Linked DNA regions of Homo sapiens: region 2 is linked to region 1. The links are chromatin contacts, found by Hi-C or POLR2A ChIA-PET in ENCODE. All regions are on one chromosome and are shown on one strand. Each heading gives the region's core, a stretch centred on a gene start or an enhancer-like site at or near the end of the contact. The rest is flanking DNA. Distances are from core to core; before and after follow the strand shown. Region 1 has its middle 28 kb from the start of MIR4472-2. Region 2 has its middle 19 kb from the start of LINC02457.

Region 1 (7,648 bases), core at 2,750-5,249:
CCTCTCCCCCACCGTGTAATTTTCTCTGTTTGGGGTTGGACTTGGTGTTTTCCCTCTTTTCCTTCTCTTTCTCCTTGCACTTTCTCTCATGTTAATTATATTAGTTGCCATGGAAACAGTGATGTCATTGGCACGGGCGCGCTCAATGACATCCAAAAGCACAGTTTATAGCATGGCTCGAAATTTATTCCATGGCTTGAAGCCTTGGGGAGGGGGGTTATATGGCGATTATATCTTGGGCACCATCTGGGCGTGAGGATGGAAAGTGGCAAGAAAGTAGCTGGGTTGGGGGTGGCTTTGCCAGCTTCCCAGAACCCCAGATACTGGGGGCCATTTACATTTGGAGTAGGTGGAGGACACCGTGTATACAATGAAGAATCATTTCTTGGCTTCTCCCAACACTCACTGTCTTTGCAGCACCCTGCCGCACATTTGTCCCCAATTTAGGATTTCAGAATCCTTCATGGAGTGGTGCTTAAAAGTGCTTAACACTGGTGTGTATACGTGTGTGTGTGTGCGTGTGTGTGTGTACGCGGGCCTATGCCTAATGCACTAAAGCCATGCTGTTGGTATGAAAATGTGATCTGCAGCATGCCACGCACGTTAGTTCATACACAGGGTTTGCATACACATGAGCACCCTAATTTGCCCATCTGTACTTCATTTTAGAAGGTACAGTTGCATCCACATGAGTGATTTTTGCCATCCCTCCTGCCCCCCAAGCCTCCCCACCACAGCTCACTTTTTTAGTGAGCTGCCTTTGCTGCAGCTGGAGGCGCAGGGCGGAGGGGAGGGCTGTGCAAAGAGGCATTGGGGCTGTGGTAGAACTTGGGGCACCCTGTACAAGGACACGTGCAGATGTGGGCTCCCCGAGCTCGCCCCCACATCGGGCTTTCCAGTTGCTCTGCGGGAGGTCTGCGTGTCTAGATCTGGCCCTAAGCAGACAGACCCTAAAGTGAGAGCCACTGGGCAGTCCCCTCCTCCTCCCTGGGGGCCCGTCGATGCGTTTTCAGTTCCTGTGGCATCACCTCGAGCTTGGGGAGGGAGGTCTGCAAACCCAGTGTGCAGGGCTAAGCGGGGGCCCCAGGGGTTCTCATTAATTCTGGAGGATTCATGTCTGAGATGGGAAGAACCCAGGGCTCCACAGAAAGGAGGGTTTCGAAAGGCAGGGTGGGAAGACCAAGGGGCACAAGGCACCAGCATGGGAGTCGGGGGCGTGACTGAGGGAGAAGGAAGAAAACCAACTCCCAACAGCTTCAGGGAAACAGACGGACTCAGGGCCCCGGAGGTGGGGAGCCCAAGGCAGAACTTCCGGCACCGCCTGCCCACAGGCCTCAAATAGCGGCCTCCAGCCTCCAGCTCCATCTCAGTCCCAGCTTTCTTGACATTGATTCCCGACAGGACCACTGCAGGGAGCCGCACCCAGGTTCACCTTTAACCCCACCTCGTGTCCAAAAATGTCACTGGACCAAGTGAAGTCACGTGCACAGCCACAAGCCATTGACTGTGACCAGGGGCGTGGCTTCATCTCATTGGCCGGGTTTGGGTCACATGGCACCAGGGAGACAGTATAGAGGATAGGTGTAGCCCTGAGACCGAGGTGGGGATGGGGGTATGGGGGGTGGGGGGGCTGGGGGGATGGAGGGTATGGTGGGACTTTGATGCTTATTTCTGCCCTCATCATTCTTAGGTTTCCCACCAAAGGTACTCGCCCTTATTCATTATAACCTGCAGACCCAGGCCGGATTCTGTTCTGCAGCAGCCCCAATACTTAATCTAAACCTGGGTTTTTCAACCTCAGACCTACACAAAAATGACTGCAGGTGTGGCCAAATGTCCTGCAGGGGTAGCTGTGGGGGATGGGGGTTAAAACCACCCCTGGCTGAGAACCACTGGTCTAAACCATCTCTGCTCCTATTCCTTCCATCCACGTTCCTCCTGTTACTCTCATTTTCTTTCTTGCTAAAACCCTCCATGACTCCATATTATTATTATTAGATCACTTTAGGTCAGCAGTTCGAGACCAGCCTGGCTAACATGGTGAAACCCCACCTCTACTAAAAATACAAAAATTAGCTGGGCTGGCGGCAGGCGCCTGTAGTCCCAGCTACTTGGGAGGCTGAGGCAGGAGAATCCCTTGAACCCAGGAGATGGAGGTTGCAGTGAGCTGAGATCATGCCACTGCACTCCAGCCTAGGCGACAGGCAACAGAGTAAGACACTGTATCAAAAAAAAAAAAAGAAAGAACAAGAAGAACCTCCAGACCCAGTACCCCTGAATAAACCATCGCCCCTGTACCACCTCCAGCTCCTGGTCAGTCTGCTGAACTGGAGATAGGAGCCTCCAGTGGAGGGGCCCAGGGTGCTCTAGGCCCAGAGGAAAGTCTTGGGAGAGCCACTCAGATGGGAAGCAGGTCCCAGTGGGGGAGAAGGGCACCAAGTGGAGAAAGGGGGCAAAGTAGGTCCAGGCAGTGGGAAAGGTAGGTGCAAAAGCATAGTGGCATGACAGGGTGTGGCTTAGGGACACTAAGACCCACAGACTCGTAGTAATAACAACCTCTTAGCACTGGGCTAGGTGCTATGTTGCTTTCTCATGATCAACCTCACAACAGCCCCGTGAGATAGGGGCTAGGAAATTAGTTAATATATACACAAAGCACATGGCCAAATCCCTGGCACACAGAAAGCCCTATATAGGTGTTTGCTATGATATTCATGGTACTGCTACTACTACTACTACTAATAATAATAGGGAGCCATGGAGGGTTTTAGCAAGAGAGAAAATGAGAGTAACAGGGAGGAATGTGGATGGAAGGAGCAGGAGCAGAGATGGTTTAGACCAGTGGTTCTCAGCCAGGGGTGGTTTTAACCCCACCCCCCATCGCTACCCCCACAGGACATTTGGTCTGGAGTCATTTTTGCTGTGACCATGCGAGGGGAGTTGTTCGTGGTGGCATCTAATAGAGGCCAGAGATGCCACTAAACATCTTACAACACAGGACAGTCCCCCACAGCAAATAATCATCCAGCACTGAATGTCAATAGGACTGAGGCTGAAAAACCCAGATTTAGATTAAGTATGGGGGCTGTTGCGGAACAGAATATGGGTTGTCAAAAGGAGGCTCCAGGCAGAACAAGGGCCCTGGGGTGGCCAAAGATTGGAAGAGCCTACTCCCCTCCCTTCCCTCCTCCCGCCAAGTGAGCGCCTCTCCTCCCCATCTGCAGTGTGTGCTGAGGGTGGGGAGGATGGTAGCAGAGAAGGCATGGGTGGGGCTGGCAGGGAGAAGTGCTGGAAAGTCTACAGGCCCTGGCAGACTGGCCAGTGACCTTCTCTCCAGCTCCTGTATCACAGGCTCAACATATTCCTTGAATGGGGGTAGATATCCTGCGTCGGGGTCTGGTTTGCCTCGCGGAACACCCACCCTGGAAATAGGGACCCGTCGCCACTCAGCTTGCAGATCACAAAACCCCAGGGGCAGCTTTGCCCTTCTTCAGTCCTCAGAGTTCCAAATGTGATTTCCTTCAGTAACATAAGCACAGAGGGAAGGGAGGAGGAAAGTGAGTGGGGAAAGAGAGAAACAGCGAGTCAAAACCAGTGAGGACCACCAGGACAGAGCCTGGGAGGGACAGACAGACTCAGCAGGAGAATGAAATGTGGAGAAAGAAAAACACAGACTGAGACTGAGAAAGAGAGATCGAGACGAAGCTGGAGAGGGACAAACGGAGAGTGGTGGAGAAACAACGGAAAACCCACGTAAGAGAGAGCCAGACAGATTGAGAGTGGCAAGAAGAAACAGAAATGGAGAAGGAGCAAAAGAGAGAGAAAGGTTGACGGTGGACGGGCAGACTAAGAGTGTGAGCAAGGGACATCTTTCCTTGCAAACTCCATGGTCCGCTGCCCAGTAACTCTCCAAGGCTTTGCCATATTTCAGCCACGGAACTGGGGAATTGGGAAAGTTTTCTCATCACAGGTCCGGGACGAGTGAGCATTGTTCCCATTATTGCTGGCATTCTCTGCGAACTGGACATTAGCCAGCAGGAAATTCCTGGGACAAATCTTTCCACTCAGAGTTTTTTTAAAACTTTTATTTATTTATTTTAATTTTTTTTCTTTAGGGACAAAAGAAAAAAAAGATCAAGAGGCAAAAAGAAAAAGAAAAAAAGAAATGAACCACCTGATACAGGAAAAACATATCTAGCAACAGCCTCAGTTGGGCCAGGGGAGGCTGAGAAGCCACTGTGTCCGCTGCGCTTCATTCTTCCCCTGGAAGGATTTATGATCTCACACTGCCATGACATCACAATGCGTTGCCATGGGTCCCACTTTATTATCATAAACAAAACGCCGTTCCTTGGGCCACTGCCTGTCTGAGCAGGAGGGGAGAAAAAGCCTCTGGGTAATGTGTTTTCTTGGGAAGGCAGCTTGTTCGGAAGTCTGAAAAGCTGCAAAGATAGTTGTACATACAGTTCCCTCCCTGTAGCCTCTGGACAAGGTTTGGGACGGGAACAAGAAGGATGAAGTCAGCTCCCTGCAGGAGGATCTCCAGCTCCGCGTGTTCTCACTGCCAAAAAGCAGCTTCCCCGGGCCTCCCTCACTGCTCCAAACAATGTTTTTATTCATTCACCGAAAATGCATGGAGTACCTACTGTGTGCTAGACACTGACAGAGCTGGGGCAGGGATCAATGAAAAACGTGACGCCAGCCCCACCCCTTTCAGAATCTTTAATACTTAACAGCCCGCAAATAACATGAATGTGTAAAATTGTAATTTGGGTTAAGTCTGCTGAAGGAAGCAAACAGGAAGCTAGGATGAGAATGGAGGGAAGAGGCTATTTACATGAGCAATCTGGGAGGGCCTCTCTAAGGAGGTGACATTTTAGACCAGACTTGAAGGAGAAGTAGGAATTGGCTGTGAAGGGCAGAGGGAGGTGGCAGTAACTAAGGCAGGACCAGCCACACCAGGAAGAGTGACCGTCGGGATCTAAGTTCCCACCAGGGGCCTCTTCCCACGTATTTTATAGAATTCCTGGGTAGCTGACTCAGATGAGAGGGCTTATTATGAGGAATCATCGTTGTCATGAGTCTGAGCTGAGTAAAGCTTCCGCACCCTGCCACAACCATGCCAGAAAACCCTCATTTCCATTGCAGAACTGTCAGATCGGCACTGTGAAAACAAGTCAGCCAAGAGCAGAAATACCTGTAGGACGCAGAGGGGGCTCTCCCCAGCATAAGGCCATTTTGCAAGAAGCAAATAATGCTCTTAAGCAGCAGGAAGGAGAGAGGGAAGGGAGGGGAGAGAAGCCTTGGGGACAGATGTGGGGGCACTGCCTGTGGGTCAGGAGGCCAGGTGAAGGACAGGTGGGTAAGCCGTCCCCGCCCCTCCCAGGAGATGAACCATGAGGGAGTTAGGACTCTGGATATAGAAGAGAACGAGAGGCCAGGCATGTTGGCTCACACCTGTAATCCCAGCACTTTGGGAGTCTGAGGCAGCAGATCACCTGAGGTCAGGAGTTCAAGACCAGCCTGGCCAACATGGTGAAACCCCGTCTTTACTAAAAATACAAAAATTAGCCAGGCGTGGTGGCAAGTGCCTATAATCCCAGCCATTTGGGAGGCTGAGGCATGAGAATTGCTTGAACCTGGGAGGCTAAGGTTGCCTCCCATGTTCCAAGACCGCACCACTGCACTCCAGCCTGGGCAACAAGAGTGAGACTCTGTCTGAAAAAAAAAAAAAAGAAAAAGAATAGAACGAGAGCTTCTAGATCATCTGAACAATGATGGGGACACGGAGGCCCCAAGTAGAGAAGGAGCTGGCCTGAGGTGGTACGGGAAGTTAGGCGCAGAGCCCTTCCGCTCACTTGCTGTGTGACCTTGGGAAGCTCACTTCACATCTCTGAGCCCCTGTCCCCACTGTAACATGGGAAGAATGCATATAAGGCTCTTTACACTGCTGCAATATATAGAGAGGGTTGTTTTTTGACCCCTACTTCCTGGAGAACACGTTCATTAAACCATGCTGGCTTCCCATTTGTTAGTTCATTTCATACTCAGGGTGGCCCTGACAGGTAAACATGGCTGTCCATGCTTTACAGATAAAGAAACTGAGGCCAAGAGGGGTTGAGTAACACACTCAAGGTTCCACAGCCAGGTATAAGGGCCAGATCCCCACCCTACCTGCCTGACTTCAAATGGAGTCCGTGTTCCCGACAGAAGCTTGGCCTTGTCCTGGGATGCATGAATGTGTGTATGGATAATTGGTACTGACCCAGAGACACAGAGCTAGGATGGAGACAAGGCTGAAGAGATGAGAGACCCAGCTTGCTGGCCAACAGTGATGGTGTGCCAGAGGACAGAAGAGACGCCAGGATGTGGGAGAGAAGAGAGGACTCCAGTCTGCATGCTGAGTGATATGTCCAGATGCGTGAATCTTTTTTGAATCTTTTTTTTTTTTTGAGACAGAATCTCGCTCTGCCACCCAGGCTGGAGGGCAGTGGCATGATTTCGGCTCACTGCAACCTCCACCTCCATGGTTCAAGTGATTCTCCTGCCTCAGCCTCCCAAGTAGCTAGGATTACAGATGCATATCACCATGCCCGGCTAATTTTTGTATTTTTAGTAGAGATGGGATTTCACAATGTTGGCCATACTGGTCTTGAACTCCTGACCTTGTGATTCGCCCGCCTCGGCCTCTCAAAGTGCTGGGCTTACAGGCATGAGCCACGCTGCCCCATGATTCTAATTTTTATGTAAGATGCATATCTTAGGCTTTCAGATCAGAGTAAGGAAGACTCAGTAGGAACACCAGTAACTCAGCTAGAGCCAGCTGGGTGACAGAAAAAGCATCTGGATGAGAAATTAGGGGATGTGCAGGCCATTAGATCAGGAGCCAGGCATCTCAGATTCTAGAGAAGTGCTGGGTTTAATGTCTATTTATTCCTGGGCCAAGCACTTGACTGCCCTTGCTTTACAAGTCTCACCACATCCTATAAGGTGGTTGGTTGGTTGCTTTGTTTTGAGACCAAGTTTCACTCTGTCACCCAGGCTGGAGTGCAGTGGCACGATCTCAGCTCACTGCAACCTCCACCTCCCGGTTTCAGGCGATTCTCATGCCTCAGCCTCCTGAGTAGCTGGGATTACAGGCGCCCGCCACCATGCCCTGCTAATTCTTCAATTTTTAGTAGAGACAGGGTTTCACCTTGTTGGCCGGGCTGGTCTCAAACTCCTGACCTCAAGTGATCTGTTCGTTTTGACCTCCGAAAGTGCTGAGATTACAGATGTGAGCCACTGGGCCTGGCTCTATAAGGTGGGCATTGTATCCCACTTCATGGATGTCAGAACCGAGTCCCAGAAAGATTCCAGTCCTAGGCCAGGCATGGTGGCTTACACCTCTAGTTCCAGCATTTTAAGAGGCCAAGGCAGGAGGATAGCTTGAGACCAGGAGTTCAAGACCAGCCTGAGCAACATAGTAAGACTCCATCTCTACCAAAAAATAAATTAAAATAATTTTAATTTAAAAAATTAAAAACCAGCTGAGCATGGTGGTGTGCAGCTGTGGTCCTAGATATTCTGGAAGCTAAGGTGGGAGGATCTCTTGAGCTAGGGAGGCGAAGGCTACAGTGAGCCACGATAACATCACTGCACTCCAGCC
Region 2 (7,644 bases), core at 2,552-5,051, 41 kb before region 1:
TAGGCTGGAGTGCAGTGGTGCGATCTTGGCTCACTGCGACCTCTGCTTCCTGGGTTCAAGCAATCCTCCTGCCTCAGCCTCCTAAACGGCTGGGAGTACAGGCACCCAACACCACATCTGGCTAATTTTTGTATTTTTGGTAAAGATAGGGTTTTGCCATGTTGGCCAGGCTGGTCTTGAATTCCTGACCTCAAGTGATCCACCTACCTTGGCCTCCCAAAATGCTGGAATTACAGGTGTCAGCCACCATGCCTGGCCCAATTATTACTTTTTTTTTTTTTTTTGATGGCGTCTTGCTCTGTCACCCAGGATGGAGTCTGGTGGTGTGATCTCGACTCACTGCAACCTCCACTTCCCAGGTTCAAGTAATTCTCCTGCCTCAGCCTCCCTAGTAGCTGGGACTACAGGCGTGCGCCATCACGCCCGGCAAATTTTTTGTATTTTTAGTAGAGACAGGGTTTCACCATGTTGGCCAGGCTGGTCTTGAACTCCGGAGCTCAGGCAATCCACCGACCTCAGCCTCCCAAAGTGCTGGGATTACAGGCATGAGCCACCGCACCTGGCCCAATTATTACTTTTAAATGGCAAAAACCGCAATTACTTTTGCACCAACCTAATACTCTGTGCTAGGTGTTTCACCTGTATTTAATCCTCCAAGAACTCCATCAGGTGGAAGACATTATGTCCAATTTAAAGATGAGGAAATGATTCCCAAGCAGCCACCCAAACTGGCAAGCAGCAGAGTTGGGGTTCAAACTATGTCCATCCGACTCCTAAATCCACACTTTAACCTTGACATTTTAATGTCTTTTTTGCCAAAAGGTGGTATTGTTGGGTTCCTATTCAGTCCATCAGAGAAGCAGCTCCATTCATACATGCAGTCATCTGACTTCAGTGAGTACCTGATCGGTGCCAGGGACTACGTTAGCTTCGAAGGAGACAAAGATGAATGACACCCTAAGGGTACTCCTATCATAGGCTAAGGCAGCAAACAGGCAGGGGAATAAACACAATAATGAGTCCTTTAGGAGCCGAGAGAGTTGTAAACAGAGAACCAGGAGGAGGGAAGTCTTCACAAAGAAAGGAACATCTGAGTTGAATTTTGTTTTATGTTGTTTTTTGTTTCGAGACAGAGTCTCCCTCTATCATCCAGGTTGAGTGCAGTGGCGTGATCTTGGCTCACTGCAACCTCCCTGGTTCAAGCAATTCTCCTGCTTCAGCCTCCTGAACAGCTGGGACTACAGGTAAGCATCACCACGCCCAGCTAATATTTTTTATTTTTAGTAGAGACGAGGTTTCACCATGTTGGCTAGGCTGGTCTCGAACTCCTGGCCTTAAGTGATCTGCCCACCTCGGCCTCCCAAAGTGCTGGGATTACAAGTGTGAGCCACCACGCTTGGCCTCTGTGCTGAATTTTGCAGTGTGCAGACGACTTTTTCCAGGAAGCAGAAGAGAAGATGGCATTGGCAAGGGCATAGTAGCTGAAGGTGTGTGGCTAGCATGTCACCAGAGCACACACGGGCTCAGAGAAAGCAACTGAAGAATTTGCTGGAAAGATAGCCAGGGACCAACAATGTAAGCAAAGAAGGCTGGACGGTATCTTGTAAGCATTGAGAGGACTCCAGGATTTGGGAGCCAGAGGAATGACCAGAATATATTTGTAGAGCAATGAGGGAAAAGGTTCCACTTCACTTCTTTATTTTTTTGGTAAAAATAGTATAACTGAAACAACTCAAGTGTTCATCAATAGATGAATAGATACATAAAATGTGGTATATCCACATTGGATATTCTGCAATGGAATGTTATTCAGCCATAAAAAAAATGAAGTATGAGACATTCTACAACCTGGATGATCCTTGAAAACATCTGGATAAGTGAAAGAAGCCAGTCATGGTAGACCGTATATTGTATGATTTCACTTATACGAAATGCCCAGAGTAGGCGAAGCGTGGAGACTGGAAGTAATTAGTGGTTGCATGGGCTGGATAGGAGGGTAGGGGAGTGGGAGTTTCGGCTAATGGGTATACGGTTTTTTTGGGGGGTGATAAAAATGTTCTGAAATTAGGGCCCTGTGCACAACGTTGAGAATATATTAAAAACCACTGCATTGTATGCTTTAAAAGAGGGTGACCTTTATAGTGGATGAATTACATCTCAATAAAACTGTTATTAAAAGACAACGGTAACCATATTAAGTAAAAGTTTGAAAAATACCAGTCACCCATACTCCTATGCTTCCCAACAAATTAACTATTTTCCATTTCCTGCTTTGTCCCTGCATGAATATATTTTATAAGTACAATATCAGAGGGTATCATTTTTCTACTCTTTTTTTAACTTCAAATTTCATCACAAACAATTGTCCACATTCCTGTGAGGGCTCCATAATTGTTTGCAGATCTGCGTTTTAGGAAGATGAATGAATCCATTCAACAATTATTTTTTGAGCACCTGCCAGGAGCCAGGAACTGGGCAAGTCCCAGTTCTTGGGGAAGTTATTTTCTGGTGGGGGAGAAAGACAACAAATGAGACAATAAATGAGCAAGATAATTCCAGGCTGAGTGTGGTGGCTAATACATGTAATCCTAGCACTGTAGGAGGCCAAGGAGGGAGGATCGGTTGAGGCCAGAAGTTGGAGACCAGCCTGGGCAACATGGTGCGATCCCATCTCTAAACTTTATTTATTTATTTATTTATATTTGAGACAGAGTCTCGCTCTGTTGCCTAGGCTGGGGTGCACTACAACCTCCACCTCCTGGGCTCAAGCAATTCTTCTGCCTCAGCCTCCAGAGTAGCTGGGGCTACAGGCATGTACCACGATGCCTGGCTAATTTGTATATTTTTAAGCTTTTTTTTTTTTTTTTTTTTTTTTTGAGATGCAGTCTCACTCCATCACCAGGCTGGAGTGCAGTGGCATGATCTCGGCTCACTGCAACCTCTGCTTCCTGGGTTCGAGCAATTCTCCTGTCTCAGGCTCCTGATTAACTGGGACTACAGCCATGCGCCACCACGCCCAGCTAATTTTTGTGTGTATTTTTAGTAGAGACAGGGTTTCACCATGTTGGCCAGGCTGATCTCGAACTCCTGGCCTGAAGTGGTTTGCCCGCCCCAGTCTCCCAAGGTGCTGGGATTACAGGCATGAGCCACTGAGTCCAGCCTTACATTTATTTATTTATTTAAAGAAAGGTAGTGAGGAGTATGACCTGAACAAAAATCCGCAGGGAAATGAGACAGAGAGTCACTATAAAGACTCAAGGCATGGAGAGAATGTTAGGAAAGTGGTCAGGGGTGGAGGTGACTCGAGCTGAGACTCACATGGCAAGAAGATGCCAACTATGCCAATATGTGAAGGGAGTTGTTCTAGGGAGACGATATGGCAAGTGGCAAAGGTCCTGTGGCTGCTACGAGCCTGGTGTGTTTTAGGAACAATAGGAATTTGGGTCACATAAGAAGGGCGGATTTGGGGAAGGAAGGAGAAATGTGGCTAAGGGGCCAGGTTGAATCACCCGAGGCTGCCATGAGCCACTGGCCAGCCAGCAGCAGGGACTCAGAAAGTCCCAGTTGTCATGGTCCAGCCCTTGCGTGGTTGTCAAAGGCACCTTCCGGCCTGTGCCTGGGCAAGAACCCAGAGATCCGGAACTCAGGGTTGGCCCAGGTCAGAGCCAGGGCCAGCCTCCTGCTTGGTGCTTAGCTTTTGTGGGACCCCCAGGTGATTTCCAGCACAGCCACAGGAGGCCACGCCCAGAGATATCTGGAGGCCTCCGGAGCCTGGCTACTGCGTAGGCAGGGCAGCAAGTGCCAACCTGACAGCTGAGGGCAGCCCAGCCGCGCCCTGCCGCCTCGCTGCCTGCACATCAAAGTGACAGCGTTCCTGGTGCATCCGCTTCCTCTGGCTCTGAACCCCGGGAGCTGGTGCCTTGTCCCCCAGTGCAGAGACTCTGCCATCCACCTCCCACCAGATGCTCCCACGCCTGGGCTTTGTAACTCCCTCCCTTCTCAAATCACCGGCTTACTTAGGAGACAGGCCAATCTGGGCCAGATCCCCTGTGAAACTCACAGCTCCCCTGATCTCTGCCTTGTAACATCATTTTTCAATTGAGTCTTTGGATTAATTACTTAATAGCTGTCTTCTTTTGATGGCAAGCCCCATGAAAGTAGGAACTATGGATCCATAGCATTTAGTATGGAATACAGTGCCATTCATCTAAATATAAGATAAGCCACATAGGTAGTTTATTTATTTTTAATTAAAAAAATTTTTTTTGAGACAAGACTCTCACTCTGTTGTCCAGGCTGGAGTGCAGTGGCGCAATCTTGGCTCACTGCAACCTCTGCCTCCTGTGTTCTAGTGATTCTTATGCCTCAGCCTCCAGAGTAGCCGGGATTGCAGGCACACACTACCAGGCCTGGTTAATTTTTGTATTGTTGGTAGAGATGGGGTTTTGCCATGTTGGCCAGGCCAGTCTCAAACTCCTGACCTCAAGAGATCTGCCCGCCTTGGCCTCCCAAAGTGCTAGTAGTTACAGGCATAATAATTTACAATTTTTTAAACAGCCACCTTAAAAAACAGAAAGAAACAGAAACAGAAAGGTACAGGCATGTGGTACCTCATGCCTGTAACCCCAGTGCTTTGGGAGGCTGAGGCGGGAGGATCGCTTGAGCCTACGAGTTCAAGGTTGCAGTGAGCTATGATCTCAACACCCCAGCCTGGGTGACACCCTGTCTCTTTAAAATAAAAAAAAAAAGTCAAAAGAAACAGATAAAACTAATTTACTAATTTTAGTAATATATTTTATTTAATCCAATATATCCAAAAACATTTTCATTTCCACGTGTGATCAATACAAAAATGTGAATGTGGTAGTTTACATTATTTTTTGCTCATACTAAGTCTTCAAAATCCAGTGTATATTTTATATTACAGCACATCTCAATTTGGGTCTAAATTTTCATTGGAAATATTTGATCTTTTTTTTTTTTTTTTCTGAGACAAGAATCTTGCCCTGTTGCCCAGGCTGGAGTGCAATAGCGCAATCTCGGCTCACTACAACCTCCGCCTCCTGGGTTCAAGCAATTCTTCTGCCTCAGCCTCCCAAGTAGCTGGGATTACAGGCATAAGCCACCGTGCCCGGCTGGAAATACTTGATCTTATTAGGTTTTATAAAATTTACAAGGAGGCTAAGTTATTCCAAACAGATGTCAAAGTTTTCCAACAGTTAAATGAATCAGTTTTTTAGTTTTAAATTTAAATTAAATAAAGTTGAATAAAATAAAAAATACAATTCCTCAGGCACATCAACTGTGTTTCAACTGTTCAACAGCCTATGTGGCAAGTGGCTACCACATTGGACTGCAAAGACAGAAGTGCTGCTATTTATGGAATGAATGAATGGATAAACCCCAGTTTCACCAAATACCAATTATATAGCTTGAGCCTTGGGGTGGTTTTAAATACCCACAAATTCTTTGCTACTCCTTTCTTCAAAAGAAGGAGCCTAACTCCTCTTCTCTTGAGCATGGGCCAGGCTTAATGACTCACTTCTAAGTAAAGGAATGTGGCTAGGTGACACTGTGTGACTTCCAAGGCAGGGTCACCCAGTGCCTTGTGGCTTCCTCCTTGGAGTCTTTTGGATCACTCATTCTGGGAGAAGCCAGCTGCCAGGGAATGCGGAGCCTTCGACAGCCCTGTGGGAATGTCCCTGTGGAGGAACTGAGGCCTCCAGCCAACAGCCATGTGAGTGCTTTAAGCCACTATATTTTTAGGTAGTTTGTTCTGCAGCAATAGGTGATTAAGTCAAGCCTTATCCATAAAATGGGGTGAAAAACCCTAAAAGGCTTTTGTGAGGTTGAGAGATCATATATATAGATCACTTAGCAGAGCTCCTGGCACACTAAATAATCAATGGCCACTATTACTATGCCCCCTTCTTTTCTTTTCTTTCTTTATTTTTTGAGATAGGGTCTTGCTCTGTCACACAGGCTGGAGTGCAGTGGTGCAAACATAGCTCACTGCAGCCTCAACCTCCCAGGCTCAAGTGATCCACCCACCTCAGCATCCTGAGTAGCTGGGACCACAGATGCACGCCACCACACCCAGCTAATTTTAAAATCTTTTGTAGAGACGGGGTCTTGCTATGTTGCCCAGGCTGGTCTTGAACCCCTGGGTTCAAGCAATCCACCTGTCTCGGCCTCCCAAAGTGCTGGGATTACAGGCATGAGCCACTGCAACCTCTCATTCATTCATTCATCAATTCACCCATTCATCTTAATGCTGACCAAGAGATACGTTGTATGCATCTCATTTGACTTAGGGAAAACAAAGTTAGAAATATAAATTTTATTTTCCAGGCTTCTCCTTTGTCTTCAGTTGTGCTAATCGCATTGGCTTATGGAGACCTACTCATCTATGTGTAGGTTCTAACTGGGACTGCTCTTTTCATCAAAACTTCCTGAATTAGTGGATGCATGAACTAGCAGGTCAATGGTTATTCATTGTGATGAACACGGTGATAAGCCACCTGGATCCGCCTTCAAGGAAGGACTTAGAGTTCAGCTGCTGGGAAGGTGGCTCACAGATGGCATACAGCTGTCAGCCCCCCTCAGGAATTGCCTCTGCTGTCTGCAGCCAGCTCGCACAGGCTGTACCCTTCCCAGTTCAGCCTGTATCCAGTGACTGACCCCTACAGGAATATAAAGACCTGGCCAATTTGGCCCATGGCAGGGACAACTCTGACAGGTCATCTATGCCCATGGGGCTGGCCAAGGTCTTGTGCCCACATCACAGTTCAACTTCTTAAAAATGGAAGAAGAAATATTACGGGGACGATTTGCACAAGCTAAAAATGCCACAAGCAAGAAATCACTTTTATTTTATTTTATTTTTCAACTCAACTTCATCTCCCTCATCTCACTGATGCCCAGTCCTGCTACCGCCTCCTCCTCCTTCTCCTGCTCCTCCTCCTCCTCCTTCTCTTCCTCCCTTTCACAATGTTGATCCCTTGGACCTCAAAGTCTGTCTCAGCTTCTGCTCCAGAGAACCTACCTACCCTAAAACACTGATTGAAAGGAGGCCTCCATTGGGTTTCTCCATCTCTGCACTATTGACTTTCTGGATGATTCTTTGTGATGGGGGCTGTCCTGTGCACTGTAGGATGCTGAGTAGCATCCCTCGCCTCTACCCATGAGGTGCCAGTAGGACCTGTCCCCCAGTGAGGGAGGATCTCCAGATGTTGTAATTGCACAGTCACCTGTAATTGAGAATCACTGGCTTAGAATAAAGGAAATGGGGAAACAGGGAAAAAGGATCAGTCACTAGTAAGGCACAGCCAGGTCTTGCTGAGAGTGGAAAGTATTTCAGGATTAGGCTGGGCGCGGTGGCTCACACCTGTAATCCCAGCACTTTGGAAGTCCTGTGCGGGCGAATCACCTGAGGTCAGGAGTTCAAGACTAGCCTGGCCAACATGGTGAAACCCTGTCTCTACTAAAAATACAAAAATTAGCCGAGTGGTGGCGCATGCCAATAATCCCAGCTACTCAGGAGGCTGAGACATGAGAATCGCTTGAACCCAGGAGGCAGAGGTTGCAGTGAGCCAAGATCACGCCACTCCACTCCAGCCTAGATGACAGACTGAGACTCTGTCT

Evidence for each region. Hi-C counts contacts between places; a loop is a spot of excess contacts on that map. ChIA-PET counts read pairs that join two places held with the same protein, here RNA polymerase II (POLR2A). Pooled maps may share reads with other maps.
Region 2: a map of PC-9 shows a loop between it and region 1 (6-fold over the local background). The contact joins two enhancer-like sites. A Hi-C loop is called at or near these places in 3 of 168 maps with a recorded cell type or tissue (PC-3, PC-9 and mammary epithelial cell), 1 of 37 single-sample maps with no recorded cell type and 5 of 50 pooled maps. POLR2A ChIA-PET finds 5 or more read pairs at or near these places in 10 of 52 experiments (A549, B cell, HCT116 and 7 more).

The regions. Positions count from the first base shown.
Region 1 is chr12:116,452,507-116,460,154 of GRCh38, reverse strand. No RefSeq gene overlaps it. Among named protein-coding and RNA genes, the nearest start is that of MIR4472-2, 28 kb to the right of the region's middle. RefSeq lists enhancers at 2,752-3,251, 4,972-5,510. Within about 2 kb of position 3,999, at least 28 of the 41 ENCODE cell types and tissues checked have a DNase peak (open chromatin) inside an H3K27ac peak, as active enhancers do; they include HCT116, PC-3 and mammary epithelial cell, where a contact is called at or near this core.
Region 2 is chr12:116,493,413-116,501,056 of GRCh38, reverse strand. No RefSeq gene overlaps it. Among named protein-coding and RNA genes, the nearest start is that of LINC02457, 19 kb to the left of the region's middle. RefSeq lists enhancers at 3,153-3,706, 3,707-4,261. Within about 2 kb of position 3,801, at least 6 of the 41 ENCODE cell types and tissues checked have a DNase peak (open chromatin) inside an H3K27ac peak, as active enhancers do; they include HCT116, PC-3 and mammary epithelial cell, where a contact is called at or near this core.